Linked DNA regions of Homo sapiens: region 1 is linked to region 2. Evidence: read pairs that join two places in POLR2A ChIA-PET (ENCODE). Cell type or tissue: OCI-LY7. All regions are shown on one strand. Links, peaks and the distances in the headings refer to the core of each region. The heading gives the core; the rest is flanking DNA. Region 1 overlaps ESYT3 (extended synaptotagmin 3). Region 2 overlaps CEP70 (centrosomal protein 70).

Region 1 (16,729 bases), core at 5,914-13,913, 60 kb after region 2:
AAGATGGGATCTCACTGTGTTGCCCAGGCTGGCCTTTGAACACCTGGGCTCAAGTGGTCCCTCCCACCTCGGCCTTCCAAGTAGTTGGGACTAAAAGTGTGTGCCACCGCACCAGCCTATAGTTTATTTTTATGAACAGAAGTACCTAATTTTCACGGAGAGATGTGTGGTCTTTTAGTTAGTGCTCTTTGCGTGTTATGAAATCTTGCCTTAGTCACAAGTTGTGAAATTATTCTCCTATATTATCTTACAGCTGTATAGTTTTGCTTTACACAGTCTAATATACCTGGAGTTGATTGATTTTTTAATGTGATATGAGTAAAGGACCATTTCGTATTTTCTCACATGAATATCCAATTGTCCCAGCACCTTTTATTGAAAAGTCTATCTTTTCCCTTTGTTCACAGTGCTACCTCTGTCATAAATTGAGTATATGTGAATGGGTCTGTTTCTGGGCTCTTTTCTGTTCTTTTGGCCCAGTTGGCTCCCTGCACTAGTACCATTCTGTCTTAGTTATTACAGCTTGAAAATGAACTTTGGCGTTGAGTAGGCGGCTTTCTACCTTTTGTAGTTCCATGTACATTGAATCTGCTTATCAAGTTACACACACAACCTGTTGATTTATTGGGCTTTCATTAAACATATAATTAATTTGGAGAGAAATGGCATTTGTTGGGTTTTCCAACCTCAAACGTGGCATAGCTCTCCATTTTAGGTTTAACATTTATTTAAAAAGTTTTAGTTTTCTTATAGGGGTTGTTGAATGTATTCATATAGATTGATATTTTTATGCACTTATTTTCTCTTAGGGAACAGAACTACAGTTTTTTTAACATTGTATCAAGCAAGCTTGCTGAAGACTTTCTGGTTAATTCTAGCAATTTAGATTATCTTGGATTTCATGCTCATGATCATATCATCTGCACATAGAAGTTTTGGTTAGATGTACCTATTTTTGCCCTATTATTACTCAGGCTGCAATACATTGTTGAACAGAAGTGGCAATAGGGAGCATCTGTTTCTTAATATATTGTTTGCTGCCATTAATATAAACAGAAATCTAAATGATTCTTGGATGGATCTTTTAATCTTTTTACTTTCAACATTTCTGTTTCATGTGAACCTCTTATAAACAGCATATAACTGCTTTTTACTTTTGACATTCTAGATTTTAATAGTGTTGTTTATTGTAATTACAAATATATTTAGACGTATCTTGACCATCTTTTGTATTGTCTACTATGTCTTTGCTTTCCCCTCCTACGTTTTGCAGGGTTGATTTTTCTTTATAACCTTTTCTTCTTCACTGCTAATTTGGAAGTTGTATATATCAACTTTATTGGCTTTCTGCTATTACTCTATTTTCATAGTTATCTTGCAATTTTGAATACATACTTAGGAGACAGAAACCACATTGCACAGGTAACCAAACATGAAAAACTTAACCACCTTTTACTAGTTAGCAATTCTTGTATTTACTACTAAACGGGGTAGAAGTGGACTCTAGGGGATACAGAATATCAACTTCAGGATGCAGATCCTTACCCCCAGGGGTAAGGGAGAGTGAACAAGAAAGGAAGTTAGAAACTAAGTGCCTCCCTACCAGGCTGAGATTTAGATTTCCGCTGGCAGCCATAGGACCATGCAACCCACTTGTGGCTAAGAAACTTGCCAAAAGGTGTTGCCTGCTGATAAAACATGAAGGCCATGAGCCAAGGGTAAACTGTGGGGGTACTTAGGTGATTGATTGAGAACAGCTCTGTATGCCAATTAGCTAGCAGCCATGGAAAACATCAGAAGAAAAGCCCCTTCTTCCTGCTATAGAGTGTCCTTCCATCGCCCCCTATTGGCAAAGCCAAACATCAGCCTGCCGGGAAAGCAGCAAAGGAGACAGACGTCAATTTGAAGCTGAGAGGTAATGAATTAGTGACTGACACAGTTATATTTTTAAGATGAGTATCTTTAGCTTCCTAAATAAGATATGGTCTTGAATACTTACTTTCTTAATCAGCCTAGCTGCCCCTTCTTAGTTGTTAGTACTAACATTTTAGTTCTACTATGTTTCTGAACCCTTGCAAAAATCTTTGGTTATTTGTTTATATCTTGTGAACAATCATCATCAAAACTTGCTTAGGTTTGCCAATGTATTTTATGGATTTCTTTGCTTTCCACTGCTTCTCACATGCTATTTCTGCCTTACTGGTACATTTTCCTTCTGGCTGAAATATTATCTATGGCTATTTTTCAGTTTGATATTCCTGTGTACTTTGTATTTTTTTTAAAGTCTGTTTTTGTTTTGTTTCATAATTTATTTTTGCCCGTGAGTTTCCCTTTAGTGACAGCCATCTGCTGCAGTTGTCGCATATGTGCCCTGGATGGGAGTGGCAACCCTGTGGGGCCAATTTTATGGTTGCCTCCATCAAGGCTTCACAGGCTTCCAGGTTCTAAACCAATATTCACATTCCGTCTTAGGTTTGGGGGTTTCTGTACCAAGATGATGTTAACTTCAGACCCTATGCTCCTGCATATTAGCTGATTGTTTCCACCCACTGCTGAAAACCAATTCTTGTCCTCAGTGGCAGCCAAGGTATTAACAACTTTTCAGGCTCCCTGCCCCTCACACAGCGCCTATATAACCTTGCCTCCTGTCTGCTGTGTACTAAAATTCTGGTTCCCTTCAACATTTTAACTCCTCTTCAGACCATCACCAGGTATTTACCTGTGTTGCCTGACACAGGTAAAAACGGTTCAATTGACCACGTTTAAAATAAATGTTTGTGGTTTAAGTTTGGAAGAAGAGGGGTAGGTTTTCACTTATCTGCCATTTTGATTAGCTGTTTTAGGGTTGCTAATGTTTCGATGTACATATGATACATTCCCTTATTTCTCTGGTGCTTCTCCATTTTCAAGGCACTTGTCTATTTAGGGGGCAATTAGAATGCCATCATAAGGTAGACAGGGTAGGCATCAATGCTCCATTTTATTATGAGAATTTGCCATTTAAAATAGAAACCTCAGCAGAAACGAATTTCACCATGCATCTTCTATGTACTTAACACGGTCTTGGATGGTGAGGGTGAAAAACAATTCAAGTAGCTTGAATTGTTCCCTACTGTTCAACTGGAGAATAAACAAAATTAAATACCAAATACAATATAAGTAGCTGCTTAGCATGTAACCTTAGCAGATGCCTAATCAACATTTCTTAAAACTTAGTGTTATAAAGGCTGGGAACTATTAAAATGGAAAATACTCAGTATCAACAGTAAATGCTACAGGCGGTAGGAAGAGTCCATTTCACTATGGATTGACTGACTTACTTAATAGAGGAAATAGGTTTGAGACATGACTTGAGTCAGCAGAGCATAGTATTTGGACTACTCTGGAATAGAACATCTGCATGTGAATCAGATGGCAGGAAACTGGAATAAGAGTAACATGACAAAACTTTGTTCTCGAATGTTGCCCTGCTTCAGAAAAGTGGCAGTGAAGGCAGAGGCAGAGACAGAAAACTGACGGCAGGTAGTGTTGGTGTTGGTAAGAGAGAAGAGGAGGTCCAGGAATGTTGGAGGGGATGAGAAGTATATTTGGTCTTGTAAAGTCTGAAATGTAAAAGAGGCGCTTGTTTAAGCATATAATTTAATACTTTGCTTTTAACATGTTATTTAGGTGAACCAACCATCTCTTTAGAAAAGTTGAATAGCCTAAACTTATCTGAAAGCTTCCTTTTCTCTGATGGTGACACTCTTCAGCAGTCTCCAGTGCTTTGCTATGAGAGTCAGACATAGACCTGGGCTTGGAACTTGGTTTGCATTTTCCTATGGAAATAATGCTACACGCTGGAGTTTGGCCCTTAGACTACACAAGAGTATTTAACTCAAGGTATTTAAGTATATCAGTATAACATTTTTGCCAGTAGGGAAATACATTTTTAGCTCCAGGTCAAATAAAAGAACAAATATCCAGGCATACAAGTACCACAGGTGGCAGCCAGAAGGGCTTTGGCAGTGTTAGCTCTTGGCAGTTTTGAGTTGGGTCACTTTCTATTTCCATAAAAAAGTGACTTCCCTTTGGCCAGTCACTGCCCAGGAATGCTGGTAGTGGCTCCAGAAACAGACCTCCCCCAGCCCCTATGCCAGAGGCAGGACACTTTCTGGTACATACATTCAGGTAAGTCCTAAATCAGATGGTATATAATTACCTACTAAAAAGTGGCACTTGTTTAAGTATATAAACACTGAGGTTTGGATAATTTAGTAGGCACAAATATAACATTTCTTTCTGGACTTGAACAAAAAAATCCAACCAAAAAAAGTAGTTCTTGCTTTTAAATAACCTCTTCCTTATGCTATTCAGTCATGGAGTTAAATTCCACACAAGAATTGTATGTATATAATTTCAAGTGGTTGTTCTGATTTAAATGACAAAATATACATATATTGGATGTAAGTGATCCAAAGGAAAAAATATATACATATATATACATTTTAATATAAAGGTGAGTGATAAGAATTCTCATCATCAGCTTCTGGGCTGTCCATTTGGAGTCAGCTCATACCTGTAAGACAGTTACGTTTGGACTTAACGTTAGTAATGACAGTGTGTTGTGGTAACAGGACAAACTGCCTAGTCCTGCCTGCCTGGGCCTCTGTAAGACCAGCAGAACCTGTCTCTCTGTAAGTTGGCCAGCCAGGGTTCAGGGTTAAGGCTAGAGTTTACAGGTGTCTTTTAGGGTATCAGTGAGATCTGCAGGCAGTAAAGCCTTAAATAAAGGTGTTCATCTCCCTCCCTTCTTGATAACCAAAGGAGCTGAAACAGTACTGAAAAGGGAAAACTGTCTTGAATAGCAGGATAACAGTGATAAAATGAAAGGGCACACTTACCATTGTGAAAAGCCCTTAATCAGATCTTCTTTTGATAAGTCAATCAGTACCTAAATAATCACAAATAATTAGTTCCCCTCCAAAACACTGCATTAAGGAAAGAAATTGGGATAAGGCGAATTGATCATAATCTCCTTGGTATATCAAATATCTCTTGTACTTACTTTTCCTAACTCCTTTCTTCTGTGTGAGCCAAGTGGCCTACTATTTTTCACTGCAACATCTAGTGACCTCTTCTTTACTTCTTCCATGGGAACAAAAAATTCAAATCTTTAGGAAGCAAAAAGGAAGTGAGAATTATGCATTTCATTCAGTTTTCTTGAAAATCTAAAGTGCTTCATCCATTTCCCTACTAAAACAGAAAGGTACAGACTATTAGGAGCACCTAGAGCAGGACTGGCTCATAACTACTCACGATGTATCATTATTACAAATAATCACTGTCCAGTGTTGTTCACAAAATCCAGAAGTATTAAGAGGCTGTTTGCCTAGAAGTGCCTCAGACTGCTGTGGCTTAGTTTGCATCTATCTTTCTCCAATTCTACCTTTGCTACCACTCTTCTTTTTGAGACGGAGTTTCGCTCTGTCGCCCAGGCTGGAGTGCAATGGCGCGATCTTGGCTCACCGCAACCTCTGCCTCCTGGGTTCAATCAATTCTGCCTCAGCCTCCCGAGTAGCTGGGATTACAGGCATGCACCACCACACCTGGCTAATTTTTTGTGTTTTTAGTAGAGACAGGGTTTCACCATGTTGGTCAGGCTGGTCTCAAACTCCCGACCTCAGATAATCTGCCTGCCGCAGCCTCCCAAAGTGCTGGGATTACAGGCGTGAGCCACCACACCTGCCCCTGGCTACCACTCTTTTAGCTGGCCCTCCTCACCCTGAACAGTACCTATTCACAGGACCACCTCAACCCCCTTCTCAGTTTTTTTCTTACCAGCTAAGGGCTAGAACACTGAGCAGTTAGGTTTGCTACAGTTGCATGGAAAACAGTGGCCACCTCCTATGGAGTAAGGCAGAGGAAACCTCTTACTTTTAGGTTTATTTTTAGGGTGGAGGCTGCCAACTCTGCCTTCCAGATAGTCCAGGCTTATCTTGCTGTCATACTTTTGAGAATTAGTAACAGATTTAGGTTTGTCACAAAAGTCAAAGTCAAATGTTAAACCTCTTCCCTCATATATTCCCACATAATTTTTTTTAATCCCTTAGCCACGTAGTAGCTACCACACCACAATTTTGACATCTTTTTATAATTATGTCAGAGCTCCCTTTGAAGGCAAAATCTCTTACTTGTGTGGCTCTAGAGTATAGGATGCTGCCTGGCATAAAGCATTCAGTAAATGTTGAATGAATAGTCTCTCTTCCTCATACCCTTTTCTTGATACTGATGAACTCAAAGTGTAGCTCTTGAAGGAACATAATAGTTCTTAGATATGGCCCAAAGAGGACTCAGTGTAACCCTTTTTAAAAAAGTTATTGGCCAGGAAAATTATGAGATGTAATATTTTCCTAAGCTGGCTAGAAATGTCTTTTTAGAACCCTGAAGCAGAAGGTACACGCTGATGAGATTCAGACTTCTAAGAATAAAAATATTTGGGATGAGACTTGCCACCACTGGCCCATCAAAAGCAATTAATGTGATTAGAGTCACCCTTGTCCCCAAGGACATAGGTGGACAAGCCTTTGTGGAGAAGGGGAGGGTATCTCCTCTACCCATCACCTATGTTTTGTTGCAGGAGGGAAGACAGGCCAAAGAGCTTCAAGCTTTAGAGGAAACTTTAGGTCCTCAGGCTCAAGGAATGTTTAACTGCTGGAATTAAAACAGATCAAAAAAATATTTGAACATTCAAATCTTTTTACTACCAGAGAGACTTCATTTAAACAGAAAGAGTAGGGAACATTCCATATTCAGGAACACTTTAGCCTCTATGAGCAGTAAATGTAGGTGGCCATTTTGATAAACTTCTCTGGCACTCCATTTTCCCCACTAACGTACAGAAGCTTCATGAAGTCATAGACTATGTTGTCTTGTTCAGCCATAGCCCCTTCCAGCATCTGGCAGGCTGCCAGGCAACATAACAGGTACTTGGAAAATACTTGAATGGGTGAGGCACTCTAGGCAGGCCACCAGCCCACTTACGTCTCATCAAACAGGGGTTCCAAGGTCTTCCGCTTCACTGAAGTCTTCTTACGACATGCCCACTTCCTTTCTGGCAACAAGTAGACACGGACGTAGGGATCAGCTCCACTGCTGGTACATGGTGTTAGGTTTCTGATTTGGTGTCAAAGACATTAGGAAAAAAAAAAAAGGGCCCTGGTTTTCAAACACTGAACATTTGAGAGTTTCAGTGTTTGAGAGTTTCAAACACTTCAAACATTTGAGAGAAGGCTATATTAGCCATTCAGCATTAGATACGCTTAAGGATAAAAATGCTCAGTGGTCCTGATGATCAAAAGTAATAGCCTGTAGAATTTAGAGGACAAAATATCAGATGAATGTTTTTGATAACACGCATCTTTATAATGCTTGGAGTAGAGCAAGTACTTTCCTTCTAAGGGAAGTTTGAGATTCTCACTTGGAAAATGTACTGGCTACCAGCCACTCCAGACAGTCTTGCAGTGGTTGCGTCTGAGCAAAGCCCTTGGCTCTTGAGCCCATCAGCATCACTGAAGAATGATGGCCAAAGTGCCCCTTTGAGGACTTGATTACAGTGTTCAGGCCTTCAAATCTCATTTTTCCCCCAAAGTGTTATTTATCTTGGGACTATGTGCCCTTTTCATTGCTCTGAGTGTCCCTACTCTGATTTATGGTCACCTGATGCTCCCAAAGGACCTCCCTGGCCCTAGAATCCCTTTACCTGCAGCCATTGATTAGCACGCTGAGGCAGCGCCGCAGACACACATAGCGCACTGTGAGCTGAATCTCACCCAGCTGCCGTCGCCTGAGGTCCCCACCTCTGTAAAGAAAGAGCCCATCACTTCTCTCGCCATAACAAGCATTGGCCCTCTTCCGCCACCCCCAAAGACAAAGAAGCATTCCTGCTTGAGGAGTATAGAGCCATGTAGGATAATAATTCACAGTGAGTTTACTTTCAGATGGAATTCAGTTCCATCCAGCATTCATGTATAATTATCCTACTTCATAGTAGGAAGAACGGGAACCCTGAAGTGGAATCTGCCTTTGTATCATGATTCCTTTTGGGACCTTGGATGAATTTATTAAACTTTTATGATAGTTCCATCTTGTAGGGTTATTGTGAAGGTTGAATTAAATCAGGTAACATGCTAAGCCCATAGTAAACCCTTCATAAATGACAGCCATTTATTACATAATTCTACATATTAAGCTTTCCATGTCATCCCAGTATAACTCAATGGTTCTGCTGGAAGGGACCTTACCAACCAGAGTCCAGCATCTATTTTATAGTCAGTACGCAGCTAGAGCCATAAACAGCCTGTTTGGCTCTCTCTCCCTTGTCCTGTGTTCTTTCTACCACACCATGCTGCCTCTTAGGAAGATATTTTGTGAAAAAACAACTTGCACAGAAATGTAAGTTCATATCTACTTTTCCATCCAGCGAGGTATTTTTCATACAGGCGATTTTAGAAAAGATTAAGCAGAGAGGTGCATACTCAATGTTGAGGCTGATATCTGCCAGGTCAAAGCAAGAAGAGGCCAAGGAGTTGAGCGAGGACATGCTGGGAGCCAGCCTCTTGGGCGGCCATGCGAATGGGGAGGCAGGGCATTTCATGGGTCTGGGTGACTTGATGGGCCCTGGAGAGTGGGGACCTGGGACAGTCAGGAAGATGGTGGCTGGACTCTTCTTCTCCCCGATGGGCTCACAGAACCTTTTGGCACTGTCCTTGCCTTTAGGCTCTGGGCCTGTCTCTTGGGATGTGGGCTCAGTGGCAACGGTGGTAGCACTGGTGGTGGTTGTGGTACTCCTGGATACGTCCTTAGTATCAGAAGCAGGGTCTGGGGGACATGGCAAATCTGTAGGGCCTTCTTCCTGAGGTTGGGCTTTGGGACCCTGGTTGGTAGCCACTTTCTTGATGAGCAGAGGGCCTTTCTTTAGGGCTTCAGGTCCTGTGTATGGGCTCCCCAGCTCTCGTTCCTCCACTTGCAGGAACTGCAAGCAGATAAGAGGGTGGCTTATGAGCTGAGTCACCACTTCCACAACCTCAGCCATTGTTTCCCGTTCCCCCTTTCCCCTCAGTTGTGAATTATAAAGACCCTTCCTAGGGAACTTCCATTTCCAGTAATACATATGGTGTTCCAAATATTCTGAAAAACTTGTTAGAAATGCCAAATAAAATGAAGCAAACATCCTTTGAAATGCATAGCCAAATTCACAAGAAAATAAGGATAATTCTGTTAAAAAAAGAAAAAATCTGAAAAATAAGTTAAGCTTTCCTAGGGTTGTATATCAACCTTGGAATTCAGGGAGTTAGAAGAGGCTGTGAGGCTAGGAGCTGAAGGGAAGACCCATGAAGGTGGGATCTCTTTAGTTAAAAAAGTAGTTTAGGATAAAAATTATTCGGCCTACCAGCAAAGACTGATGACAAGAACATGTGTTTGCCACAGCCTGTACTCTGGTTGAGGGGATAAAGTCTTTCCTAATAACATGGCACCTCATAGGCCTGTCCTCATATGAATTTTGAGTATAAATATGAGCTACCTATGGGATCTTGAAACCCAAAGTTAAGAAATATACACAAAAATGGACTCAAGTTTGTAATGCACCTGAGGTACTGAGCTGCAGCAAAAGCAGAAGCTCCTTGGAAGAGAACAACCTCGATCCAGGTCATAAAGGAACACTGAACATATGTTTGCAATCCAAGTTATAAAACAGAAATGAGTCACCATCAAAAAGCATCAACAGACAAAACAAACATCAAAATTTAACTCCCAAGATCTTCAAATAATAGAACATACATATTAATACATTGTAACATATTTTCAAATGACCAAAGATGGAATATAAACATGAGAAGATAATAAAATTCTATGAGAAAATACCAAATAGATTTGGAAAAGATAAAAATAGAAATGAAAAACCACCATTGAAAAAACTATGAACAGGTTAAACAGCAAACTAGGCATAGCCAAAGAATTAGTGGCCTGGAAGATAGCTCTTGAGAGAATTAGAATGTACCACCATGAATACAGAGAAGGGAAATATTTAGTTGAGGTCAAGAGACATGGAGGATAGATGAGAAGGTACATTATAGAAAATTCTAGAGAGAGGAATTTAAGAAGAATGGAGGAGAGGCAATATTTGAAGAGCCTGTATCTCTTTGAATATTGACTTGCTCCCATTCAGTATTTCAAAATTGATGAAAAACATGAATCCATCTCCTGGCTTCTTCCAGGCACACAGCAGGTGCTTAGTGCTGGGGCAGTACACCTTGCTCCATTGCCAGAGCTCTATTCCTCCCCTCCCCCAGGGGACCGGAGAGATTTACCCGAAGCACCAGCCTCATGGAGATGAGGCTGTCCAGGCCTGAGTGGTCCAGCTGAAAGCGCTGCTCAAGAGTGAGGTCAGCATAGGGGAGGATCTGGCACAGGGGGACCTCCAGCATTCCCAGAGCACACTCCTGGTCATCATCAAGCACCTGGGCAGTGGTCCAGTCACAAAACAAGAGGATAACCAAGCCCCACCACTCCACTACTAGTATCTGAGCCCCAGCCAAGTTTGGGTTTACTTCAGTCTGTACTGTGCTTCTATGGGCATCTGGTCCTATTCTGAAAACTAGAATGGGATCAGGCCAGACCTGGTCCTTGTCTTCTGTCAGGGAAGATAGTGACTCAGAGTAGAGGCAATTATGATCTGTATGAGCTAGTCTGTCAAATGCCCAGAGCCAGGGGGCTTTGGGGACTGATGAGCTGTGCTGCTCTCCAGGCAGGGCTCAGGGCCCTAAAAGATCCCAGCTCCACCACTTGTTGGTCATGAGATCTTGGACAAGACATTGTTTTTGCCTCTCTTTGCTTACTCTACAGATCTTTTGTGAAGATTAAATGAAACATATATTTTTTAAAGTACACCATTATTAATGTCCTGTGTAGATAGGCTGCTCTGGGTACTGTGTAGCAAATATAAAGACCCTTTTGCAGGGAAAGTCAAGGGACTTGAGGATTTATCCTCCCACATCCCCCTATACAGTGACCTCAGGCACTAGCCTTAAGGAGATGAGGCCTTGTGGGGCCTCAGTGTCCTCTCTTACATACAAGGGGCTGACTTTAAACGCTGCCAGGAGAACCTGCTCAAGGTGCACTTCAAGCTTCCCAGCCCGCCTGGCTTAAAAACCTCTTAACTCTGTTTCAAGAGCCCTTCTTCCATCAAACCTTCAGATGGAGCCGCTCAGTGGCCACATTGTGCACAAAGAAGGAGAACACCTGGCTCCACACAGGGTCCTTGTTGTGGGGACAGGTCTGGGAACAGAAGAGGGAGAGATCATTGAAGGGTTAGGTTGGGCAGAGCTGGATACCGGCACCCTCTGCTATCACTCTGGCCACCAGGTACCATTGGGAACCTTACCTATATGCCCTGGGATCAGACCCAAACACGCTACAGCTAGTGGGAGGCACTAGGACGGGACAACACTCAAAGGCAGGGAGTGGTTTGCCAGGAATTTTTACGGGGGAGCTGAAAATCATATTGGCCTTAGAGCTCACTTCAGGAGAGGAGAGGCCAACAGGATTTCTGCTGCTGGACTGAGAAAATTCATGATTGGTGGAAAGGACATGGGCTTCAGAACCATGCCCAAGCTTGAACCCTAGTTCTGTGTCCTTGGTCAAGTCATTTATCTCTGATCCTCAGATTCTTGAATTATAAAACTATTTTGTGAGGTTATTCTGAAGACTAAATAACATCAAGTGCCTACTAGGCATTCACCATAAGTTAATTCCCCTCCCTTTTGCCTCTCTCCCTGAGAAGGGCTGGGTCCTTGTTTCCTTACCCCAGGGCTACACACCAAGCTGTCTTACCTTACTTGTATGTGTCTTCTTGCCTACAGATAGTTTGACATAGGAAGAAGGGTCTTTGCTGACCTTGTTCTGTGAGGAATCAAATCCATAACAGTGAAGGTGGCATAGTCAATATCAGCTTGAGACAGTCCTACCCCCAACCCCCAGGAGCATCTGGGGGAACTGGGGCCACCCAGTTACTTCTCTTTGAGAGAAAGCTACTCTAATGCCCCAGTCCCCCTGGGCTGTCATTACTGTGCGAGCCCCAGGACAGGACCAACCCCAGAAAGCAGTTCCAAGTTAAAAGACCAGAAGCCAGAGCTGGGCCTGGCCAGGCACAGGCTCTCGTTCCCTGGGGCTATGAAAACAGTGTGGAATCTGGCTCCTCCTCTTAGCTGTGTGACCCAGAAAATGGTAATAAAAATGAATGACACAGTCATCATGAGACTCAGGGATAACAAATGTGGGGGATGAGTTGCCAAGCCTAGTGCCTGGCACACAGTAGACTCCACAATCAGCACCTCTTGTTATCCCCAGGCTGTGTGTGCACAGACTGTGGCCCAGAAGACATGGGGTTGTGGTTACTCTGGGGAGAGAAGCTGTGATTTGCCCTCCCTGGAGTTTTTAGCCACATACTCACTCACTCTGGCAAACCTGGAGAGTTTTTTGGCTCGATATTCACCATTCAGGTAGTCAAAAGGGTTTCTCTGCAGCACAGGAATAACGGGGTTAAAGCAACACAGGACAATTTGAAAGTGATGGGCACTTTGTTGCGTTTGTGTGACACTCTGGACATGTCGCCACTCACCGGCAAGTTGCAGGCACTCTCCAAGAAGACCACGAGAATGGCAGTGGAAAGGCCACCATGGTCCTGCAAACAGACACAGACCCTCACTGGGTACTCCCAGCAGCAGGACACAAAGACTGATTTTGGAGAAGCCTACTCATGGCAGAAGAAAGCCAGCTAGCCTTCACACTCCAGACTAGCTGCCGGAGGACCTCTCACAACCTAGCATTTTGTTGAGGTTAAGACTATAACTGGTGCATGACAGATTCAAGTTAGACACTGAGTGGATTTCCCTATGAACTGGGAGGACAGGCATTGACACAGAGTTCTAAGGACCCCATCATCTAAAGATGATGGAGATGCTCAGAGGACATTTGCTGAGAGCTATCAGGAGCTGCCCTGTGTGGAGACGGGCTGAGTGACATGTTCTTCAGGAGGTGAGCAAGAAGGGGGCATCATCTCCCACCCTTCCTCCACCTGCACACACCTGGCACGTGTGCTCCTCCACCTTTCTGCAAGGGAGCCCTTGACACCCCACACTCACCTCAGTCAGAACTTCTTGGTCAGTAAGCAATGAAAGCCACTCCAGCCGCAGGTGCAGCCGCCCGCTGGTTGTGTCATTCAGGACAAACCACTGTGGGGTAGGGGCAGAAAGCTCAGGGAAAAGGGCCAGGGAGATGCTACTGATGCTCTCTGGGCAGCCCAGTCCTGAGACCTGGCATCCTAGTAGGGACAGGGAAACCTGTCCTAGTATGGGAAAAGGTGGACCAGCCCAGACAGGGTATGCTCTGGGCTCAGAGGGACTGGGAGATGTGGTTATAGGAAGACAGAAGTGCTACACTGTGGGATTAAAAAAAACCCAGGCCCAGCCTGCCCTCCCCTATAATGTGACTGTCCCCTGCTGGGGTCCTTAATCTGTGGGTATTTCCCAGGGAAACTTCTTCCAGCTGGGGCCCTGGAGAATACCCTGGAGCCATCTGTGCCTCACCCAGCTCTTGCCCTGAGGATGGAGCCTAGCACAGAGGGGGACCACAGCATAGGAATAGCTGGGCTGAAGCAAGCTGCTGGAGCTGTCCACAGGAAAGGGCTACCTTGAAACTCCCCCGAGGGTTGCAAGCACCAACTGTACCTCATCCACCACTCTGTTGGTCATGACATCTCCAAGGCAGATCTGCAGGCTGGAATATACAGGGAGAGGGGATTGGGTCAGCTCAGAGGAAGAAAGCAGCAGAGGGCATGGAGGCCCACACTGGACTCTGTTTTCAGATATCTGAGTGCGGCCATTAAGACAGAGGATCTTACCCCAAGGAACCAATGGGAGACCACCATCAGCTCGAGTGAAGGAAAGACTAACTACCATCAGGGCTGCTCCCACTGGGTGTGCTACTTGGGGAGGAAGGGGGCTCCCATCCCCACAGGGGACAAGCAGAGGCTGCTGGACACATCACCTCTGGATTTCTCAGTGACAGTGCGACTAGCATTTTGGGTGGGATGATTCTTCATTGTGCAAAACTACCCATGCATTGCAGAAATTTGGCCTCCTGGTCCTGTACCCTTTAAATGCCAGAAGAACCACCTCTCACAGTCATGTCAATAACCCCAAATGCCCCTTCATTTCCAAATCTACCCCAGGTGCCCTACAAGGGAAAGTATAGTTGGCATGTGATGTAGTTTGGATGTCTGTCCCCTCCAAATCTCATGTTGAAATGTGATCCCCATACGTTAAAGGTGGGCGGGGCCTAGTGAGAGGTGTTTGGGTCATGGGGGCAGATCCCTCATGAATGGCTTGGTGCCCTCCCCACAGTAATGAGCTCATGCAAGATCTGGTTGTTAAAAAGAAGCGGGGACATCCTCACTCCTGTTGCTCCCTTCTCTCTTGCCATGTGACATACCTGATCCCTCTTCACCTTCTGCCCTGAGTAAATGCTGGCACTATGCTTCATGTACAGCCTGCAGAACCATGAGCCAGAAAACTCTCTTTTCTTTATAAATTACCTGGCCTCTGGTATCCTTTATAGCAATAAAATATGGACTAACACAGCATGTGTGTGTGAGAGGAGGTAACACCCACACCTCAGCTTGCCCCTAACTCACCCTGAGCCAAGCCCAACCAGAAGGTCCTGACAGCCAGAGGGGAAAATGTAATTCTATATAACTGTAAGAAACATGCTTAAGCTCAAAACACACCTGAAATCAGTTACTAATACATAAAGCATGACCCACAAGCCACACTTCTAATCTGCAACATTACAAAAATTGCAACTGTTTTCATTAAGATAAAAATAAAAAATGATAAGCAACATCTGGTGGTGAATCTATGTGTATTAACATCCAGGCTAATAATACACATAGATTCTGCTTGTTTCTGAAACTGTCAGATTGTGCCCCCTCCCAGTTTGTTTTGTTTCTACTTTTCAAAATTACATGATCTTGGAAACAAGCTAAACAACACAGCAATCTGAAGATTTGGGTAAACCTGCCTTTTCTGCTTCCTCATCTGAGATAAGCGGTGTTAACAGCCTGCCTTTCTCTGCTAACATGAACACATGCAAAAATACGCATTCAAGGTTCCTCTCCCAGATGATGACTCAAATGACATGTTATGCCCAGCTGCTCTCCCCCACTTCATAATGGGTGTCCTCCAGGTTAATACACAGAGATTCCACTTGTTTTTCAGAGCTGCAGAATATTCTGTAGTTTGGCAATGGAAAATGTATTCAAACATTCAGCCAGTGTTCTCTGAGGTTAGATATTCATTTAGGGGATGGGGGTGTTCTTTTTCTTCTATGGATAGTTCTGCAATAAACATTTCAGATACTAGGGCTTTTATTTTATAGGAGATCCTGGAAGTGGGACTGCTGGACCAAAATACATGTAAGTTTTAAATTTTGATAGCCAGCCCCACCCTGATCATTTTAGTCCTCTCATACCCCTGAAGGGCTGGGTTCTACCCCCTAGAGCATGGCCCAGGGTTCCTTGGGACTGAGCATCTGGCCATCCATGCCAGCCTTGTCTACTACTCCAAATGGGGACTTGGTATATTATCAGGAAGACAGAAAGCAAAGCCGTAATATACAAATCTTGGGGTCCTCTCTGTACCCCCCAGGGCCTAGGTCAGGGCTGGGCACTTGGGAGACATCTGGGAAGGTTTGTGGTAGGAATGTAGAATGGTGAGGCAGGTTGCCTGGCACAGTCACTATGTCAGGGTGACCACAGCGGGTTGCTAGTCATTAAGTGGTAGGAGCAGGGTATCTAGCCCAGCACCCCGCAGGGAGGGAAGGCTGCCTCCAGGCCCAGCTGTGCGCCCTCCTCCTCACCTGCCCAGGAAGTCATCCCTGTCGGTATCCTCATCATACAGGTCTACCTCCAGGTCCTGTCCAGGGACTTCGTACACCATGAACTGGAAGGAAAAAGAGGTGTCTTGACCTGCAGGCAACAGTCGACCTGACATATGACCCAAAGGGAGCCAAATCATGGCTCAGAACGCTAGCAGGTTCCTGACCCCCTCAGTGCCTCAAGAACCCCACCCATAAGAAGGGAGTGAAGCCCCTCCCCTTCGGGGGGAAGAGAAGATTAGAGAAAACATGTGCAAGCCATGGCAGAGCAGGTGCCCAGGGGACAGTGGCTGTTTGTTCTGCATGGGCCATGCGGTGTCCTGAGCACCTGTTCGTTACATTCTCCTGGCCCCTCCGTGAGTCTACAATATCAGGAAGCCCCAAGCTGCCTTTTAGCACCCCTGCTTTCACTGCCTCACCCCAAACGTAACAGAGCATCCAGATGGTATATTGAGAGGAGAAGTTGAGAGGGGTCACCTAAGATGTGGCTCCTGGAGCGTGTAATCTGGGGGGCTTAACAGGCTGTGGGTCCCACCCTTCAAATAGTAGGGATTGTGGTTGAACTTAAGGAATAACTTCAGGCTCCTGATGTTTGGCTCTGACAGGGGAAGCTGAGAAGAGTGGAGCAGAAATGCCTCTAAGGCTCTTTCTCTTTGATTTGTTAACTTCTAACAAAGTTGGAAGGGGAAAGGAGGTAGGAATTTGCCTTCAGGCTGGCCCTTTAGTCGGGCCAGAGTAACCCAGTCTGGAAGCCTGG
Region 2 (16,729 bases), core at 2,833-10,832:
GTCAATAATCAAAACCTCTGAACAAATAAAGGCCCAGAACCAGATGACTTAAAAAAAAAGAAAAAGAATAAGGATTCTTGATCTGAAGAATCTCACCACACTGTCTCGTTAGGGTCAGTCACTGGCTCCTTTTTCCATCTGTGGGGGTCATGGTTCTTTGTTAGCTGTTGTTTCTTGTGGACATATATCTATGTCTTCTCATTGAAGGATTAGTTATTTCAGTTTTCACTGTCTGGCTTGTTTGGGTTTTTCTTGGATATGTTTACATAGAGGTTCTTTACAATTCACCTGTTGAATTTCCTTTATGCTAGGTCACTGCTTCCTTCTTGGTACTAGATGGTGGCTCATGTCCAGGTTTGCTACAGCTCTGGCAAGCATTCAGAGTGCTGATGGTACTAGGTTGGGGAGATCCCAAATGGGATACCCCAGCTGTGTGGAAAAGCTGGCTAGGGTTTCATACCCAGCGAACCTGTAGAGTGTACCTCCTACAGTGTGGTGCTGCTGAACAGCCACTCTGATTTAGCATCTTCTTTGGCTGAGATACCAAGCAGATTTTGCAGGCTGGGGTTGCTGCTATTCCCACCTTCCATCTTTGTCTTTGGTTGCTCTCAGTTTTTCTTGCTATAGACACTTGTGATGCTTTCTGTGGGTTGAGGCAGGAACAGTTCTCCTGCAAGGAACCCAAGATAGTGGGGAAGTTGGTCTTGATCTCACTTTTTCCAGTGTAGAAACTGAGTCTGGGGAAAATTTTCCACAGGCAATTCCTTGCAGATTAGGGGAGAGGCATCACAGTTACAGAAGTCCGATTCTCTTACCATCTGCTTGAAATTTTTTCACTTCTTTGTGGTCCCGGGGATTGTCCCATCCTCAGATTTGAGTTCTGGGATATTGCTGGTAATAATCTTGGCATTGGATATTGGTTTTTGGTTTTCTGTTGGGGGAAGTGAAGCCAGATTGCTTCAACTTTGCCATTTTGGTGATGTCTTTCTCCCTGATTATTTCTTGATGATAATTTCCTGGTTATGGACTTACTGTGAGTTTGCAGTCACCCACATTGCATGAATGCCTAAGTTGACTACACCATTTGCAATCCCCAATTAATATTGATTCTTTCCTGATTATTGTTTTAATGTAAACTTAAACATAAAATTATACCAGTTTTATGGAAATTCTTGAGTTCCTTTACTTGGTAAGAAATGTCTTGAATGCACGCAATTATGAACTGTAGTTTCCCCATTTTATAGCTATTTGACTTATATTTTTTCAGGTTTATGATATATTAATGTTCCTGGAGCTTATACTCATTTAAAAACAGCCTCAATACTGAAGTTCTTGAATGAAACAGCTCAGTAGAAACTATGAAGATGCCTTTGTGTACAATACTGTTAGGATAGCATGTCCTAGATGTACATATCATAATCATGTTTTTAAAAAATATCTTATAGGTGAAGTGCCAGCATTATAAGAAAAAACGAACGGAGCAAGAAGAAACTATTGCTTCTTTGCAAATGGAAGTCTGTAGATTAAAAAAGGAGGAAGAAGATCGCATTGTCACTCAAAACAGAGTGTTTGCCTATCTGTGCAAAAGAGTTCCTCATACCGTCTTGGATAGACAGTAATTTTGCTACATAAATTGATATGTAGCTAGATTCATTGTTGTGTTTGTTTGTTTGTTTTACCTGATATTATCTTGGGGGTGGTTATAACTCTTATAAACTAGAAAAGCCTCTCTCTCCTCCTCTTCTGCATTGTTTTTCCCTGCTCATCCTGTTCTTTTTTTTTTTTTTTTTTGTTCTAGAGGTCCTTTGAAGAATGGAATTGAACATTTACTAAAAATAACACTAAACTTTTAAATAAATTCATAATTAATCAGACATTTCTCAAAATAACTGATCCTTTTAGTGAAGAATACTATTGAGAGATCGCTGTATGGGTTTTGGGGTTGCTTAGTTTTATTATGTTATTGATTTTAGGAGTTTTTAGTGGAAAGAACCAGGGACTATATATTTTGGAGGGAAAAAAAAATCATCATTGATTTTTTTTTTTAACCTAGCTGAAGTTAAGATAGTATTTTTATTTAAATTCTGATTTTACATTTGTAACTGTTGTCTTTCCTACTGAAAATCATTCTTAAGAACAATATTATAATTATTTGCTATATCCTATAATACATAAAAATAGTTTCAAAATAATAAAACTAGAATTACTAACAATAAGCCTACTGAATGAGATTTAAATTTCTGGGCAGCTTTCTTTGATATTAATATATTCCACTATGTATGCAGTCAAGATGTATATTTCTAAAATATCTTGAAATACTTGTTTCTCTGTGTGTTTGCGTCACCAAATTATAATGCAGTTAGGTTTGTTTCAATTTCTTTTCAATTTTCAGGGATTGCTTTTTAAATTTTTACTTTTGAATGTGTAAACATTTATGTAATTGCAAAATCAAAACTATTCATTATTTATATTCAGAGAAGTTGTGTTTTCATTCCTGTCCCCTTTATTCTATCCTATCCTTACCTCCCCTATAGGTAATTGATTTTAAATGTTTAGAGTTATTTTTAGCAATATAAGTAGTATGGATATTATATACATATTCTCTCTTATGTACTAGCACCTTCTTTTTTTCTCTTAACAGTTTAAACTGATTGCATTTTAAGCGGTATTATATGTTTACCTAGTAGGACTGGAAATCTTGAATAATTAGATGTTTCTATTTTACAATAAAAATAAATGAGGTCAGATATAAAGTAAAAACAAGTTAAAACTATAGATTTTTTGATAATTATTTGAGAGATAATGCACATATATACACATATATAATTTTCATCCTCTTGAAGGAAAAGTAACGACAAACACATAAAAAAACATAAAAATGTTAGTGAGAGGTGTGAATAAATAGAAAAGGGAGGCTAGGTAAGAAAAATAGGAGAGGTAAGGAAGAACAAAAAGGAGAGAGGTGAGGGAGAGAGAACTACAGTGGGAAGAAGAAGAGAGAAATTGGAAGGGAAGAATGAAAAAACAAAAAACAGTTAAGATGACTGGGTAAGAGGGTGAGAGAAGCACTGAGAGAACTTGCAATGTACCAGATGAAGTCAGGCTAATTCAGGTATGAATTTGTCCAGTGGGCCAGAGATTTTCCACTGTTTGATTTTTGTCAATGCAAACTTTCAGTTTGAGACACTGAAATGAAAAATTGTGAATTAAACCTATTGGAAATACATGAGTTGTAGCCACTACAGATATTATTAAAAGTTACACGGGTACTGGGCTAAGTAATAGGGCACACACAGATGAGGAAAGCCATGATTCCTGCATTCAGTGACCTGGTAGTCTAGTTGGGTAGATAGACATATATGCATGTAAGTAAAATATAAAGCAGATAGTGGTATGTACTATAAGGTGGGGCAGATAGGATACTAAGTGGGTGTGACATAGGGAGAAATTAGTGAAAGGTAAGAATGACTACATAGGCTTCATGAATGAGTTATCTTTTTAGCTGGACTACTAGGAACTATAGAATATTAATAGGAAGAGGTGAGAGAAAGGATGTTTCAATTAGAGAAATATGATAACAGGAAAAGTGAATGTGTTTGGGACGTCAAGAGTCCAAGAGGTCTGGAACATAGGATACATGAGATTCTGGGAAGAGTCTTAAGAGACAATATGACAATATGGAAAGTGTGCTGTAACTTTGAGAGACTTAAATTGGCCGAAGAGTTTGAGTTCTACTTTCTGTGTGGCAGGGAACATACCCAAAGATTCCTGAGCAAGGAGATTAAACCCAGAGACAGAAAGACAAGTTAGGAATCGGTTGTAGTAGTAGAGGGCTAATGAAGGTCTTAACTAGGACCAAAAAAAAGGGAGAGACACTGCAAAGATGGATAGGAGTTGTCCAGACGAATTGGCTATAGATGTTGAAAGGAGTGGAGGAGTCAAAGATGGCCAGTTTTTAAACTACATTTGAAGGAACGGGGAAGAAACCGATGAATTCATTTATGGATATATACTTAGGCACCTTCAGTCATCCAAGTAGACATATCAGGCCTGTTGTTAAAAGGGCCAAACTCCAGAGAACTTCCAAAGTCCATATAGAGAAAGAAGAGGCAGAAGAGGAATTGTGTTTGGGTATCATGATAACCAAGGAACAAAAGTGTTTCAAGGAGAGGGTGATCGGCAGTGTTGCATGCTTCCTCATTGGTTAACTTGTTTACTTTCCCACTATTTTATTTGCTCAGAATTCCCAGTACTTAACATGTAATAAGTCCTCCCTAAAACTTTATTGAAGATAATTGGTTACAATCACTCAGAATGAATGAAGTTTTTTTATGAAGGAAAATATTAGAAATAGAATCATAGCATAAGGGGGAAGTAGGTCAAGAGGATTTGTGCAGGATATAAAGATTAAAGCATATTTTCAGGATAATGTGAAAGCTGGTATATGTTAAGATGCGGAAGGCTTGAAGAGAAAAAGAGTAATTGGGGAAGGGTTGAAGAGAAAAAGAGTAATCTAGAAAGTTGTGACATTAAGAGCACAATTGGCTGAATTAGTTCTGAAGAGGGGGATGGGTTGGTAATATTTTCCCAAGATAGGAGGGAAACAGTATATTGTTCGTTTAAAAAGAATAACACATGAAAGCATAGTATTATTTTGTTTTTCTCTCATTTTTTAAATCACAAAAGCAATAAATGTTTATAAAAATTCAGGCCGGGCGCAGTGGCTTACGCCTGTAATCCCAGCACTTTGGGAGGCCGAGGCGGGCGGATCACGAGGTCAGGAGATCGAGACCATCCTGGCTAACACGGTGAAACCCCGTCTCTACTAAAAATACAAAAAATTAGCTGGGCGTGGTGGCAGGCGCCTGTAGTCCCAGCTACTCGGGAGGCTGAGGCAGGAGAATGGGGTGAACCTGGAAGGTGGAGCTTACAGTGAGCCAGGATGACGCCACTGCACTCCAGCCTGGGCGACAGCATGACTCCATCTCAAAAAACAAACAAACAAAAAAAAACAAAAAATAAAAATTCAAACAATATGAAAGTGTATATGGTAAAATGTAACAAATCTGCTTGCTTTCCTAATCCCCACATCCCAGAAATAACCTCCTCTCCTAACAATTTGGTGTGTGTCCTTCCTACTGTTTCTCAAAATGAGTGCTGTTGGCATTTTGAGTGAGACAGTTCTTCTTTGTGTATTGTTGTGTTGTTCACCGATGAATTTTTAGCATTCTGCCCCCTCTCCAACTAGTCAATATGGCAACATTGCCCCTTCATACACCCGCTAGCTTACAATATTATTCTCTGGTTAAGAACCCACAGAGTTCTTTTTCAGTATATATACATATTCACATCTAACTTTTTTCTTTTCTTTTTAGACAAAAGTAAAAAATATACATTTGATTATGCAACATTAATTTTTTCCATCATCATTCCTTGTTAAGGACATACAAAGTTACATTATTTTTTCTACTTCTCCATTATTTTCTTTTTCTTTCTTTTTTTTTTTTCTTTTTGAGATGGAGTCTTGCTCTGTCACCAGGCTGTAGTGCAGTGGTGCGCTCTTGACTCACTGCAAGCTCCGCCTCCCGGGTTCAAGTGATTCTCCTGCCTCAGCCTCCCGAGTAGCTGGGACTACAGGCACTCGCCACGACGCCCAGCTAATTTTTTGTATTTTTAGTAGAGATGGGGTTTCACCATGTTGGCCAGGATAGTCTCGAACTGCTGACCTTGTGATCCGCCTGCCTTGGCCTCCCAAAGTGCTGGGATTACAGGCTTGAGCCACTGCACCCAGCCCATTATTTTCTGTAGTATGGATGTGCCATTATTTATTTAACCTTTCTCCTGATGGAGAGTTAAATTATTTCTGGCTTTTCACTCTTAAATAATGGTGCAGTGAACAACTTTGTTCATATTGAGTTGCATCCTTTGACTTATTTCTGTGGGAGATATTGCTAGAGGTAGAATTGTTGGGACAAGGAGGATATGCATTTAATATGTTGAGATATAATGTTTATAGTTATTTTTAAATCTATACTTTGAAATTAATATAACATATGACTTAGTATAGTATTTGCTTTTTGGTAAGAATCACTTAAATTTTTTAAAGCCTGCCAGATAATCTGTACTTACTTTTACACTGTAATTTGAAATTATGTGGTGAAACTAGTAGATGCTGTAATACCATACCGCATTTTGAAAATAATTCAATATTCTGTTTTCTAGGTTGCTTTGTCTAATTGATTACTATGAATCTAAAATTAGAAAAATTCATACACAAAGGTACGAGTAATCCTGTATTACAGTTTTTAAAGGTTTTAATCCAGTATTCACACCAGAAGTTTCTGTAGCTTTTGAAACTTTAATATACTATGGAAATCCACCTAATATGTCACTGTGAAGTTCTTTTTTATAAAGAACTTGAAGACTGTATTTTACAACTTAAGTCAAGATGTATTGTTGTATTTATGTTAAATTATGTATACTTAATTATCACCAAAGTATTGGTCATAGCAGAAATGGTATTTCCCTTTATTTTCTTGAAGTATTATAATTTTTTCTACTGATATGATCTAGCCCCTGGGTAGTTACCAAGTATATCCGCAAAGTGCATAGAATTAGATTGGCTGCCTATCAAAGTGTAACCTAATTAGTATGCAGATTTATGTGAGATAAAGATAAAATGTCAGTGAAAAATCAAGCTTATAGATTAAAACACACTTATCACCTGATTAAATAAGCATAGAGATAAATGGTCTTTGGCTAAACTAAAATAGCTGAAGGATATCTAAGATATAATCTAAAATGCTTTAATGTAAGGTCACTAAAACAGTAGCTAATCTTTTTATTATTTATAGATGGAACAGTTCTTTTAACAAATATTTATTTGAGCACCTATTTTGTACCATGTTCTAAGTAATTAGGATCCCATAATAAAGCAGATAAATTCTTCACTTTTATGAAGCGTATGCTCTAGTATTCTTGCCCCAAGAATAGTGACTTTCCAAAATCTTGGAGAGAATAATGGCAGAGCTCTGTGGGTTGCTGGTTGCTGATTATCTGTAGTACTGTGGGGACTCCAAAAAAAAAAAAAAAAAGGAAAAGAAGAAGGAAGGAAGGGAAGAAGAGAGCAACTAATTAAAAAGCAACTTCTTGCTTTATGTTCTTTTCAGAAAGCAGCATTTTATCAAGTAGCTTCAGGGACCTTCTGACTTCCAAATGAAACTGTCGTTTAGATGGTGGAGATTCTACAAAGATAGGACAACTACTCAACTCGGCTGTTGTAGCACAAAATCAGCCACAGATAATATGTAAATGAATTGGCACAGGTGTGTTCCAATAAAAATAGTTACAAAACCAACAGCCTGCTGAATATAGCCTGCAGACAGCAGTTTGCTGACCCCTGATCTAGATGATGAAGAGGGGATTTGGGGTTTTTAGTAAGAGTAGAAAAGATTTAACATAACATATCCATCAGGAAATCTTTTGTGTAGAATATGATGTGAGAGGTACTTGTAGAGTTCTGCAAACGGGGTTCTCTGACTAAAGATGATAAAAAGGATTGAGGCCATTGGAGTGGTGGTATTGAATTTAGTTGTCATGAATTTGTAATGAAAATCTGGGGCTGAGGAATGAGTGACTTGGAAAAGAATCACTTTTTAACTTAAAAAGCTTTTCATCAATTGTCTAGCTGAAGTAAAGTATTTTGGCCTATACAAATTATCCTTGGGTCAGATATTTGGATTGGATGTCTTATTGAGGGAAGTGGAGGATAGGAAGAAAATAGGAGATACATTAATAAATAATATTCTACAAATGAGAAAATTTGCAGCAATAAAAAGAGTCTCTCTCCTAAGGAGGGAGTTTTTCGGGATTCATTGACTGAGTGGAGTTTATATTATAAACTCAGTCTCCTTTCTAAGAGTAAGTACTAACTTGAAAGTGAGATTCTGGCAATTTCAGGATAGATTTTGAGATCTACAAATAGGATATAGGTATCATCTAAAGAAGTAGGAGTACTGTAACAGGAGGATGTAACAATTCATTGACAAGTATTACATTAGTAAAGAAGATGAAAGAGAAGACGGGGGAAGCCAGGCCAAGATTTGGAGGCCTAAGTAGGATAAACAGGAAGCAGAGGAGAAGAGCTGTGACCCTGTAGAACTGAAGCAGCAAGACCAAAGGAAGAAGACAGGTGGGACATGGGCCTCTCGCAGTGGCAAAAGCTTCTCTGCTTGTCCATTTTTTTAAGGCCAGTGTTGTCCGAAGTTTTTTGTTGTTGTTGTTGTTTTTATCATCAGACTATATGCACATGTGTAAAATAAACACATTGGGAATAAATCATTTGAACTGAATCAATCCATTGATACTTACTAGACTGGTGATATGTTTATGTGTAATACTAGAAATCATGCATGTACCCAGTGCACACTAGGCTACAATAGTAATACTTTATGTGATACAATAGTTAAAGTGAAATGTAGTCCTAAACAATAAAGTTGTGTTTAACAGAAAAGTATTTTATACTACTTCAATTTTTAAATTTAAGATTTAATGAAATTAAAAGTTTAGTTCCTTGGTGGCATTACCCGTATTTCAAGTGTTAAGCGGTAACCACTAGCTCATGTAGCTATTGGTTACCATATAGGACATCACAGTGATAGTTAATCAAGATTGCTAAAAATAATCATACTTATTTGCTAGCACTTTGCATTTCACAGAGTCCTTCAGTATCTTTCATTTGCTTTTTACACCAGTCCTGTAAAGTAGATGTGACAGATACTATTTTACAGATGAGAAAATAAATTCTGAGAGATTGACTTATTCAAATAATACAACTAGTTAGTGGTGTTATCAAGGCTTGAACCAAGACTATTAAATCTGTTGCTTTTTCCACTTATGATCTACATTTTCTTCATATAGGTTTTTTGGTGACCTAAATGTACTAGAAGGAAAAAATAGTATGTGGAGAATGCATTTTTTAAAAGAACATGGATGTTCCACCTATGTTTCGTTTGTTTATTCAGCAGTGCTTTTTCACCTCCTCTTATATTCCATACTTTTTCTAGGCAGTGAGATACAGTGGTGAATAAGACAAAGTTCTGGTCCTCATGGATCATATATTCTAAGTAAAAAGAGAGTAAATGGATACTGTATGTACTATAATATTAGATAGTAGTAGTGTTCTAATACCATTCTCTATGAGAACAAGTAGGAAATGTGGATTAATTTTAATTCATGTTTAGATTATTAAACCCTCATTACATTGGTTTAATTAGTTTTTTTCTTTGAAGATAGATTTTTCATAAGTATACTGCATACATATTTTCATAGGCAATATAAAGAAGATGAAAGTCAGTCAGAAGAAGAAAACGACTACAGAAATCTGGATGCCTCACCAACTTATAAAGGCCTTTTAATGGTATGGGGACTGCATAACTAATAAATACTTTTTAATAAACTAAGTAATCTAAGAAAGTTAATTATTTTTCTATGAAATGTGTTGCAGTCATTACAGAATCAACTCAAGGAATCAAAATCTAAGATTGATGCACTTTCAAGTGAAAAGCTGAACCTCCAAAAAGATTTGGAAACCAGGTGAGAGAAACTTAATTTTTTTTTTTTTTTTCCTGAGACAGGGTCTCACTCTGTCACTCAGGCCAAGTGCAGTGGTGTGATCACGTCTCACCGCAGCCTTGACCTCCAGGGCTCAAGCAATCTTTCCACTTCAGCCTCTTAAGTAGCTGGGGCTATAGGTGCAAGCCACCACACCCAGCTAATTTTAAAAATTATTTATTTTTAACTGAGACAGAGTCTTACTCTGTCACCCAGGCTGGAGTGCAGTGGCGCGATCTCAGCTCACTGCAACCTCTGTCTCCCAGGTTCAAGCGATTCTTCTGCCTCAGCCTCCCGAGTAGCTGGGATTACAGGTGCACACCACGACGGCTGGCTATTTTGTGTATTTTTAGTAGGATGAGGTTTTGCCATGTTTGTCAGGCTGGTCTCAGACTTCTGACCTCAAGTGATCCTTTCTCCTTGGCCTCCCCAAAGTGCTGGGATTACAGGTATGAGCCACCATCCTCAGCCTCTAATTTTTTAATTTTTTGTTTGGTAGAGATGGGGTCTCCTTGTGTTGCCTAGGCTGGTCTTGAACTCCTAGGCCCAGTGCCAGAATTCCCAAAGTACTGGAATTACAGGCATGAGCCACTGCATCCGGCCAATTTTTCTTCATCCTTTGAAAAGTAAACATACTGGAATTTGGAATATTAAATGCACCATTCTAGCTCCTTTGCTCTAAAGCTAATCATGAGTACATAATATTCTTATACTCACTTTAGTCAGTTCTTTCCCGTGATAACTTATGAAAGGAACAAGAGCACATGGGTAGGCAAGGGAAATGAGAAAATAGGAGTCCACAGTGAAGAAGACAAAACTAGCTAAGAACTTCAAATAAGCTGGGCATAGTGGCTTTCACCTGTAATCTCAGCACTTCAGGAGGCTGAGGCAGGTGGATTGCTTGAGGCAGGAATTCGAGACCAGCATGGGCAACATGGCAAAACCCCTTCTCTACAAAAAATATAAAAATTAGCTGGGTGTGGTGGTCTGTGGCTGTAGTCCCAGCTACTCCGAAGACTGAGGTGGAAGGATCACTTGACCCCAGGAAGTCAGGGCTGCAGTGAGCCATGATTGTGTCACTGTACTCCAGCCTGTGTGACAGAGCGAGACCCTGTGTCAAAAAAAAAAAAAAAAACTTCAAATAGATTCAGTCTTTTTTTTTTTTTTGCTTTTAAAAAATAGCTTTATTGAGTTACAATTGATGTACAGTACACTGCATATATGTAAGGTACACAATTTATTGAATTTTGATATGTGTATACACCTATGAAACAGTTATAATCCAGATAATCACCCTAACAATCACAGTCAAGATAATCGCCTTGGAGGCTAGGTGCAGTGGCTCATACCTATAATACCAGCACTTTGGGAAGCCCAGGTAGGAGGATTGTTTGAGGCCAGGAGTTCGAGACCAGCCTGAGCAACATGTGAGACCTCATCTCTACAAATAATTTTAGCCCATTGAGATTTTTTTTTTTTTTTTTTTGAGACGGAGTCTTGCTCTGTCGCCCAGGCTGGAGTGCTGTGGCACGATGTTGGGTCACTGCAGCCTCTGCCTCCCGGGCTCAAGTGATTTCTTCTGCCTCAGCCTCCCGAGTAGCTGGGACTACAGGCGCCCATCACCACGCCCGGCTAATTTTTTGTATTTTTAGTAGAGATGGGGTTTCACCATGTTAGCCAGGATGGTCTCGATCTCCTGACCTCGTGATCCGCCCGCCTCGGCCTCCCAAAGTGTTAATTACAAGCGTGAGCCACCGTGCCCGGCCTACAAATAATTTTAAAAATTAGCCAGGCCTGCGCAAGGATGACACGCAAATTCATGAAGCGTTCCATATTAAAAAAAAAAAAAAATTAGCCAGGCATGGTAGCGTACTCCTGCAGTCCCAGCTACTAAGGAGGCTGAGGTGAGATCACTTGAGCCCAGGAGGTCAAGGCTGCAGTGAGCTGTGATCACACCACCACACTCCAACCTGGGCAACAGAGACTCTGTCTCTTAAAACAAAACAAAACAAAAAACTCTAAAAGTTATCTCTTGCCCCTTTTGTAATCCCTCCTGCCCCTCTTTGCCTTTCCCTGAGACAACCACTGATTTGCTTTCAATCATTATACGTTAGTTTATATTTCCTAGACTTCTTATAAGTGGAGCTATACAATATTTACTCTTTTTTTGTCTATCGTCTTTCACTCAGCATGATTATTATCTTAAATTTTTATTTTAATTGCTAATTGACAAATTACAGCTGTATATATTTATGAGGCACAAAGTGATGTTACGATTCATGATTATAATGCAGAATAATTAAATCAAGCTAATTAACATATCCATCATCTAATACCTTTTGTGGTTGAAAACATTTGAAATTTACTCTTATTGATTTTGAAATGTATAATACATTAATATTTACTATATTAGATTCAGTCTTTTGCCAGCGGAGTTCTCATTCTCAAATTATACTGGAATGCCTTGTTATTCTTATTCCTGTGCTGTGGGATGAGAAGAAAAGTAAAATTTATAATGGCACACAACAGAAAGATATATCCAGCATAGCTACAAAAGGATGACACTCTCTATGTTGACAGTAATAAAGAATGAACATTGTTGAGCCTTTTTTCATTCAACAAATATTTGAATACCTATAGTAAGTTAGACACTGTCCCAAACTCTGGGGTGAACAAGGGACCAAAACAAATTTCCTGTTCTCAATAAGCTTATATTTAATGGCTGGGCGTGGTGGCTCACACCTGTAATCCCAGCACTTTAGGAGGCCGAAGCAGGCCTCCTGAGGTCAAGAGTTTGAGAACCAGCCTGGCCAACTTGGTGAAACCCTGTCTTTACCAAAAAAAATACAAAAATCAGCCCGGTGTGGTGGTACGCATCGGTAGTCCCAGCTATTCAAGAGGCCAAGGTGAGAGAATAGCTTGAACCTGGGAGGTGGAGGTTGCAGTAAGCTGAACTTGTGCCACTGCACTCCAGCCTAGGTGACAGTGTGAGACCCTTTCTCAAAAAAAACAAAAAACAACAAGAAAAAACTTATACCTTAATGGAGAGAAGGACCTGATACCTAGCATAAGCCATTTATATAAAATGTGAAAACCTTGAACACAATAATATGTAAATTTATGATTATATAAATATGTAGTAAAAATTTAAAAACATACATGGGAATAATGAACAATGAATTGAGGATAGTGGTTCTCTATGGTATGGGAAGGAGAAGAATGACATTAATGAGGGAATTTTAAGTATATGTATAAAGTTTGAGTTAAGATTTGAATCAAATCTGTTAATATTCAAATTTGATAAAGCTAGGTGGTGGATACACCAGGATTTGTTATAATGTTCTCTGTTTTTGTCTGTATACTTGAAATATTTCACTATAAAAACAAGTAACAGATTAGCAGCAAAAAACGACTAAAAGGCTTTGAATAAGGGATTACAGAGAAGAAGAAATCTAAATGGCCAGTAAACTCCAAATTAGCAGTCATGAAATATTTTCAGAAGCTTAATAAGTATATTTGTGACAAGTAACAAAGTTTTGTATGTCGTTAATATTTAAGTACCTTTATGCTTTTATTCAGTAAATTGAATTAATTTATCATTATTTATTTTCCACAGGCCTACGCAGCATGAATTAAGACTTTATAAACAGCAGGTGAAGAAGCTGGAAAAAGCCCTTAAGAAAAACGTCAAGTAATTATATTTTTACCAAAATTGCCTCTTTTATTAGGATTTTTTATTTTATTTATTTATTTTTATTTTTATTTTTATTTTATTATACTTTAAGGGTACATCTGCACAACGTGCAGGTTAGTTACATATGTATACATGTGCCATGTTGGTGTGCTACACCCAGTAACTCGTCATTTAACATTAGGTATATCTCCTAATGCTATCCCTCCCCACTCCCCCCACCCCATAACAGGCCCCAGTGTATGGTGTTCCCCTTCCTGTGTCCATGTGTTCTCATTGTTCAACTCCCACCTATGAGTGAGAACATGCGGTGTTTGGTTTTTTGTCCTTGCGATAGTTTGCTGAGAATGATGGTTTCCAGCTTCATCCATGTCCCTACAAAGGACATGAACTCATCATTTTTTATGGCTGCATAGTATTCCATGGTGTATATGTGCCACATTTTCTTAATCCAGTCTATCATTGTTGGACATTTGGGTTGGTTCTAAGTCTTTGCTATTGTGAATAGTGCCACAATAAACATACGTGTGCATGTGCCTTTATAGCAGCATGATTTATTATCCTTTGGGTATATACCCAGTAATGGGATGGCTGGGTCAAATGGTATTTCTAGTTCTAGAACCTTGAGGAATCACCACACTGTCTTCCACAATGGTTGAACTAGTTTACAGTTCCACCAACAGTGTAAAAGTGTTCCTATTTCTCCACATCCTCTCCAGCACCTGTTGTTTCCTGACTTTTTAATGATCGCCATTCTAACTGGTGTGAGATGGTATCTCATTGTGGTTTTGATTTGCATTTCTCTGATGGCCAGTGATGATGAGCATTTTTTCACGTGTCTTTTGGCTGCATAAATGTCTTCTTTTGAGAAGTGTCTGTTCATATCCTTTGCCCACTTGTTGATGGGGTTGTTTGGTTTTTTTCTTGTAAATTTGTTTGAGTTCATTGTAGATTCTGGATATTAGCCCTTTGTCAGATGAGTAGATTGCAAAAATTTTCTCCCATTCTGTAGGTCGCCTGTTCACTCTGTTCACTCTGATTCACTCTGTTCATTCTGTTCACTCTGATGGTAGTTTCTTTTGCTGTGCAGAAGCTCTTTAGTTTAATTAGATCCCATTTGTCAATTTTAGCTTTTGTTGCCATTGCTTTTGGTGTTTTAGACATGAAGTCCTTGCCCATGCCTATGTCCTGAATGGTATTGCCTAGGTTTTCTTCTAGGGTTTTTATGGTTTTAGGTCTAACATGTAAGTCTTTAATCCATCTTGAATTAATTTTTGTATAAGGTGTAAGGAAGGAATCCAGTTTCAGCTTTCTACATATGGCTAGCCAGTTTTCCCAGCACCATTTATTAAATAGGGAATCCTTTCCCCATTTCTTGTTTTTGTCAGGTTTGTCAAAGATCAGATGGTTGTTGATATGTGGCATTATTTCTGAGGGCTCTGTTCTGTTCCATTGTTCTATGTATCTGTTTTGGTACCAGTACCATGCTGTTTTGGTTACTGTAGCCTTGTAGTATAGTTTGAAGTCAGGTAGCATGATGCCTTCAGCTTTGTTCTTTTGGCTTAGGATTGACTTGGCAATGCGGGCTCTTTTTTGGTTCCATATGAACTTTAAAGTAGATTTTTCCAATTCTGTGAAGAAAGTCAGTGGTAGCTTGATGGGGATGGCATTGAATCTATAAATTACCTTGGGTAGTATGGCCATTTTCACGATATTGATTCTTCCTACCCATGAGCATGGAACGTTCTTCCATTTGTTTGTATCCTCTTTTATTTCATTGAGCAGTGGTTGGTAGTTCTCCTTGAAGAGGTCCTTCACGTTCCTTGTAAGTGGGATTCCTGGGTTTTTTATCTCTTTGAAGCAATTGTGAATGGGAGTTCACTCATGATTTGGCTCTCTGTTTGTCTGTTATTGGTGTATAAGAATGCTTGTGATTTTTGCACATTGATTTTGTATCCTGAGACTTTGCTGAAGTTGCCTATCAGCTTAAGGAGATTTTGGGCTGAGACAATGGGGTTTTCTAGATATACAATCATGTCATCTGCAAACAGGGACAATTTGACTTCCTCTTTTCCTAATTGAATACCCTTTATTTCCTTCTCCTGCCTGATTGCCCTGGCCAGAACTTCCAATACTATGTTGAATAGGAGTGGTGAGAGAGGGCATCCCTGTCTTGTGCCAGGTTTCAAAGGGAATGCTTCCAGTTTTTGCCCATTCAGTATGATATTGGCTGTGGGTTTGTCATAAATAGCTCTTATTATTTTGAGATATGTCCCATCAATACCTAATTTATTGAGCGATTTTAGCATGAAGGGTTGTTGAATTTTGTCAAAGGCCTTTTCTGCATCTATTGAGATAATTATATGGTTTTTGTCTTTGGTTCTGTTTATATGCCGGATTACATTTATTGATTTGTGTATGTTGAACCAGCCTTGCATCCCAGGGATAAAGCCCACTTGACTATGGTGGATAAGCTTTTTGATGTGCTGCTGGATTCCATTTGCCAGTATTTTATTGAGGATTTTTGCATCGATGTTCATCAGGGATATTGGTCTAAAATTCTCTTTTTTTGTTGTGTCTCTGTCAGGCTTTGGTATCAGGATGGTGCTGGCCTCATAAAATGAGTTAGGAAGGATTCCCTCTTTTTCTATTGATTGGAATAGTTTCAGAAGGAATGGTACCAGCTCCTCCTTGTACCTCTGGTAGAATTTGGCTGTGAATCCATCTGGTCCTGGACTTTTTTTGGTTGGTAAGCTATTAATTATTGCCTCAATTTCAGAGCCTATTATTGGTCTATTCAGAGATTCAACTTCTTCCTGGTTTAGTCTTGGGAGGGTGTATGTGTTGAGGAATTTATCCATTTCTTCTAGATTTTCTAGTTTATTTGCGTAGAGGTGTTTATAGTATTCTCCGATGGTAGTTTGTATTTCTGTGGGATCTGTGGTGATATCCCCTTTATCATTTTTTGTTGCGTCTATTTGATTCTTCTCTCTTTTCTTCTTTATTAGTCTTGCTAGTGGTCTATCAATTTTGTTGATCTTTTCAAAAAACCAGCTCCTGGATTCATTGATTTTTTTGAAGGGTTTTTTGTGTCTCTATTTCCTTCAGTTCTGCTCTGATCTTAGTTATTTCTTGCCTTTTGCTAGCTTTTGAATGTGTTTGCTCTTGCTTCTCTAGTTCTTTTTTTTTTTTTTTAATTTTTTTAGTATTTATTGATCATTCTTGGGTTTTTCTCGGAGAGGGGGATTTGGCAGGGTCATAGGACAATAGTGGAGAGAAGGTCAGCAGATAAACATGTGAACAAAGGTCTCTGGTTTTCCTAGGCAGAGGACCCTGCGGCCTTCCGCAGTGTTTGCGTCCATGGGTACTTGAAATTAGGAAGTGGTGATGACTCTTAAGGAGCATGCTGCCTTTAAGCATCTGTTT

What was found. Peaks named below come from ENCODE experiments on the same cell type or tissue, not always from the same donor. Only the 100,000 strongest peaks of a DNase experiment are listed, where the experiment ranks them.
Region 1: POLR2A ChIA-PET joins it to region 2 with 17 read pairs; 4 of 35 experiments call an interaction of 5 or more read pairs at or near these places.

Annotation. Positions count from the first base shown.
Region 1 is chr3:138,464,647-138,481,375 of GRCh38, reverse strand. It overlaps ESYT3 (extended synaptotagmin 3), which reads right to left. Exons shown (of 23, transcript NM_031913.5): 10 at 15,955-16,037; 11 at 13,767-13,815; 12 at 13,182-13,271; 13 at 12,659-12,721; 14 at 12,495-12,557; 15 at 11,872-11,940; 16 at 11,230-11,316; 17 at 10,350-10,499; 18 at 8,517-9,013; 19 at 7,742-7,840; 20 at 7,024-7,155; 21 at 5,048-5,153; 22 at 4,884-4,933; 23 at 1,451-4,558. The coding sequence ends at 4,522. Among named protein-coding and RNA genes, the nearest start is that of ESYT3, 38 kb to the right of the region's middle. In OCI-LY7, for the core only: no CTCF peak of the experiment used is centred there; no DNase peak of the experiment used is centred there.
Region 2 is chr3:138,522,064-138,538,792 of GRCh38, reverse strand. It overlaps CEP70 (centrosomal protein 70), which reads left to right. Exons shown (of 18, transcript NM_024491.4): 7 at 1,446-1,615; 8 at 6,223-6,279; 9 at 9,331-9,418; 10 at 9,506-9,594; 11 at 13,229-13,303. Among named protein-coding and RNA genes, the nearest start is that of CEP70, 64 kb to the left of the region's middle. In OCI-LY7, for the core only: no CTCF peak of the experiment used is centred there; DNase peaks (open chromatin) are centred at 7,292 and 8,132; H3K4me3 peaks cover 1,182 bases; H3K27ac peaks cover 2,299 bases.